Regions from separate parts of the Mus musculus genome. Here region 2 is linked to region 1. A link is a loop called in an ENCODE intact Hi-C map of the cell type or tissue named here. Cell type or tissue: heart. All regions are shown on one strand.

Region 1 (2,500 bases):
GCGCTGAGCCTATGAGTGCATGCGCCTAGACTTACTGAACTTTTATGGCCTATTTGATTGCTATCCCTGGGAGGCCTGCTCCTTTCTGAAGGGAAATGGAGGAGGACTAGAACTTGGGAAGAGGGGAGATGTGGGGGAGGGACTGGAAGGAGTGGAAGTAGAGGAAACTGGGGTTAGGATGTAATTTATGAGCGCAAAACAGACAAACAAGAAATTAAAAAAAAAACCCTAGCAATTAAATGCACAATATAAAACTTCTAAGAAAGAACTTTTCATTAAGCATTAGCTACCAAAAAATAGAATATAAAGAATCAAACAACTATGGCAATAAAATTAATAGAAATCTGAATTATATTCTAGGCTACTTCAAAAGATTCGTTCTACTATCGAAACAAATTTTTTAAGTGTTGTGACATTTTCCCCCTACAGTCCTGAGGCCTTTAGAATACCCTTGTTAACATGTTTGTTTTGACAGTTTTCAAGATAAAAGGCACGCTATTTCACTTGTGTCTACTTTTAAAAGTAGAATTAACTGCCAAGTATATTATCATGGCTGGAACTGTTACTGTCTTAAACTTGTCCCCTATACTCTGGAACATCTCTCTGATTTAGATTTAGTAACACATGTGGATAAAAGAGTCCTGACAAATATTTGAGATTTCTCAACTCCTGGACTTCGCTTTTTCTGTTTTGACATTTGCTGTGGCGGGTCAAAAGTTTTCAGTGCCTTTCAGATACACTGTGCAGCAAGGACAGAATGGAGTTCAGGTAGGCTAGTATTAGTGCATAAAAATTGGAAATCTTTTATGTATTTTAGTCACAAGATAAATCTATTTTATTAATGTACTTAACCCATAAAATCCCACACAGCTGTGACCAGAGTAGGAGAAACATGTTTTAAAATAGTATTTCATTTGTCTACCGTCAGACTATCTCCAAGGCAGAGATAGGGATTGCTTTACCTTTAAAGGAAAAAATAGAAAAGAAGAGAAACTCCCAGCTTCAGCAACTTTTCCCAGTTAGTGTGAGTTTGCCAAATTGAAAACTGACGTCTATGTTTAGCTATGCAGAGTGAGAAATCATGAAAACTTGTATTTCTCATACAAGTCCTTAGATAACATTTTTATTCTAGGGTTTTTGTTGTTGTTGTTGGGTTGGTTTTTTTTTTTTTTTGTTTTTGTTTTTGTTTTGTTTTATTTTGATTTTTTGTCTTCTTTCCAATCTTGATCTCATCATATCTGAAGGGCTTGAGCAAGTTTTCCTTATCTGCTTTATTTTTTCCGGAGTTGAAAGGGGGTGAATGAACAGACACAGGGTTTGTTTTATTCTCAACCAATCACAGAACAGGGTTTTCCCAGGAGAGAGAGAGAGAGAGAGAGGACACAGAAAACAAAACAGATTCATCATGTGCAGCCTGGAGTGACCACATCCCCTTTCGGAAAGCAGTGTGCAAAGGAACCGCGGAGAGCAGCCACCTACTTAAGAAATGTTTACGGAAGGAGAGAAAGTGCTCAAAGGGATGCACTAGGAAAAGAAGCCTGCCTGTTCCGGGAGTGCGAATATTCCTCAGTAGTGAGTGAAGCTTACTGCTGTTTTTGTGCTCTGCCGAATAAATGGGTGGATATTGCCAAGTTCAATCTGTTATTCAGATGGTTTGTAGACACTTAAGTATCTTAAAGTGATTTAAGAGCTAATTTTTATTTCCCCCGCCCCAACCGAATTTTATTTCGAAAATACAGCTGTAGATTCTAGCTTGCTTCCATTGTAGCCAAGGAAAGAACTGTATTGCATTTTGTCATGTAAATTTAGGAAAGATTAAATTGAAAGATCATGAAAACTAAAATGGGTTTTAAAATTTGTTTATTTGAAAAATTGCTGGGTAAAACTATGTTCTCTCTCTTCTTTTTCTTTCTTTCTTTTTTCCTTCCTTCCTTCCTTCCTTCCTTCCTTCCTTCCTTCCTTCCTTCCTTCCTTCCTAACTTATTTTGAACTTTGCTTTCTGCATTTTGAGTGTCATTTCTATTTACAAAGTTGAGAGAAGCCTTATTCTTCTGGTGAGTCAGAATCAAGTAATTTCGAGTATTGATTATTATTTTAAAGCTCAGTTCTTCTGGTAAGAGTTATTCAGTTAAATTTTTATTATATTTAAATCTGAAGATAAGTATTATGAACATATTTCACTGGGATTGTATCCGATGAATTTATCATTCAGGCGAGTTTAAGCAATCAAAATTTTGTTGTTGATTTGTTTAGTTTTTTTTTTTTCCTAAAATGCAAGGAACAAAAATGAGTGTTGATGGGGTGAAACCAAGAGATTACTTTATTCACATCATTGAATTCTGATCTAAAATATTATTATATGTGTTCTGCACCCTAATGGCGTCCCCCCCCCCCATTGGAATGTTCTGTTTTATTGTAGAAGTGTGATGATAACCACGCCCTATCATCACCGTCACCCGTCCCTCCACATAGCTTAAAGAGAATGCATTTGAGGTAAATT
Region 2 (2,500 bases), 86 kb after region 1:
CAATGTTAATGTCTTAACAGCCAGGAACAAATGATTTAATGCATGGCAATTAGATTATATAACCACATTTACTTATTAATATTTTCCTGCATGTATATTCTTAATTATCTAAGAAAGAAGAGTTGCCACTTGGAAAATATATCTTTATGCTTTTAGATACCAAGGCTTGCCACAGTATCAGTTTCTTAGTTGGAAATATAGTTTAGTATACATTGCAGTGTCCAACTGTAACAGCTTGGAGATCAATTATATAGTTGGTAACAATATTTATACATCTATATAGCTGGTAGCTAGAAGAAATATGAAATTATCCAGAATTTCTATTTTTTATCCCTTGGATTTATAAATGATTGACCTGTGGTAATTTTTTAGTGGCTTTTCCAAGAGTTTTTCAAACTTCAATTATAAAAGATCAATAGAGGGGTGAGTTAACCATGGTTTTGAGTTCCTGACATACAAAGCTCCTCTCTCTTTTTTTGTTGTTGTTTATTTAATTTGACTTATAAGTCCCATTTCATATCTGACCTTCATCGTTATTTCCCACAAATGATAATGACAATTATAACTAATGATAATCTTTTTAAAATTGTATTTGATAATGATCTTTTTTTTATTCCAGGGTGTATTGAGAAACATGTATTGCTCATAGTGTGAATTCATATAAATTATACTGCTATATCATTCAAGTTTTTTTTTAAAAAACATGATTTAATTGATACTATATCCTTAAAGATTTCTTAGGTTGAGCAATGGGTGTCAATGCAACTCTTCTAATTCCTACAGAGTGACATTTGTAAAAATGCACTCTCTCATGCCCTGCTAGCATGATTTATGTGTGCAAGCATCTTAGTACAGGTCCCTGAGTAAGGATACAGACCCAGAAGCAGCAGTGACTGACTGTTGGAATTCTGCTGAGTAGCAATCATAATTAGTAATAACTAACTTAATGAGCAGGGTACACAACCTATACAAATCTCTGAGAGCTTGGCTGCATCAGCATGTGACATTGTTAAAGTCTCCGAGAAGTCACTCCATAGAAGAAAAGACTCTCTTTCAATTATTTCCCCTTTTTAATTTTTTTCAATAGATTTGCCAACTTCTCTTTCCCCCCTTTCTTCCCTCTGTTTTCTATGTGTGGCATCCTTCCTCTTTAGGCACGTAACTAGGACCAGTTGTTAAGCTGTTTCTTTCTGGTTTGATTGCACAACATTTTTCTATTTCAGACTTTCACATCTACTTCCTTGATGTCCTTTAACAAAACAAACAAGTCAAAATGAGGAAGAGACACTTGAGACTGGGTCAGCAAATGTGGGCGCTTCTCTGCAAGAACTGGCTCAGAAAGTTCAGGATGAGAAGAGAGACCCTCCTGGTATGGTTCCACATCTGCCTGTTCTCGTAGTTAGTAAAAGGGAAAGGATATCTTCTCAGGGATACCAAGATAATTGTGAACCAGTGCTTTTTAATATGCCACAGATATAACTAACAGGCTTGAACTTTTCAAGTCCTGGGCTTTGCCACTATTTTATTTCAAACAAAAACTTTAAATATGTAACATTATATCTCTTCCTAGAAATTTTTTTCAAAGAACTCATATTGAGAAATGCCCTGTAAAATGAAGCTGTGTCTTTATACTACAGAGTTAATAATTAACATCTGGGTTAATTAGGGCCTCATGAAGGCACAGACACTGAAGTTTAGGGCAACATCAAAGAGGCTAACTTCAGTCCATAATTACTTCAGAATGTAACCCAAGGGTAAAAAAAAAAAAAAAAAAAAAAAAAAAAACCCACCAAAAAACCTTTCACAGTGACCTACTATTGGAAGTCTCCCATTTTTCTGTATTTACATGCCCCCAAAAAATCCTCAGGACTATACGTGACATCAACAAGAAAAATATTCATTCACTGAGGTTTACACCAGTGTGAATTTTCAAACACAAAAGGAAGCAAACTTAATGTTTAGACATTATATATCAGGAAAAATATATGAGGAAAAAGTGATTTTTAAGGAAAGGACTTTAGCTTAAATATATACAGTGCTGAAGGGCATGAGTGTGAATCAAAACGGATACTTTGGAAATATTTATTGCATCTTACCCCAAATATATGAAGTGACGATAAGCACAAAATGAGAAATTGTAATCATTTCTAAATAGTAATAAAGATAGATTACAATGATGTAGATGTATATCTGCTAAGTGCACACACTGGTGTGTGCAACAATATTCTGTTGATTTTTCTTCATGTTTGGAAATATTCAATCTATGTGATTTCATTAAAAAAAGGGGGGGGCATGTAAGCAAGACGAGGCTTGTTTAACCACTCTACAAAGCAGATGTCTATTGAAATATCATGTCGTATACTGTAAACTGATATAATGTCTGTCTTTTAGAAATCAGGCACAAACATAATTAAAGATGCCATAAAAATGTAATTGTTTTTATAAAGATAATGGCATTTTGCTGGGGGAGGGGGAAACACTCACCACAAAGAAATCATAA

The links. Hi-C counts contacts between places; a loop is a spot of excess contacts. Peaks named below come from ENCODE experiments on the same cell type or tissue, not always from the same donor. Only the 100,000 strongest peaks of a DNase experiment are listed, where the experiment ranks them.
Region 2: a loop joins it to region 1, with 3 times the contacts of the local background. A loop is called at or near these places in 2 of 42 quality-filtered maps.

What each region holds. Positions count from the first base shown.
Region 1 is chr11:110,250,644-110,253,143 of GRCm38, reverse strand. Abca6 (ATP-binding cassette, sub-family A (ABC1), member 6) reads left to right here and starts at 1,368. Exons shown (of 39, transcript NM_147218.2): 1 at 1,368-1,572. In heart, no CTCF peak of the experiment used is centred here; a DNase peak (open chromatin) is centred at 1,453; H3K4me3 peaks cover 475 bases.
Region 2 is chr11:110,164,766-110,167,265 of GRCm38, reverse strand. It overlaps Abca9 (ATP-binding cassette, sub-family A (ABC1), member 9), which reads left to right. Exons shown (of 39, transcript NM_147220.2): 2 at 1,224-1,369. The coding sequence starts at 1,274. Among named protein-coding and RNA genes, the nearest start is that of Abca9, 2.1 kb to the left of the region's middle. In heart, no CTCF peak of the experiment used is centred here; a DNase peak (open chromatin) is centred at 1,305.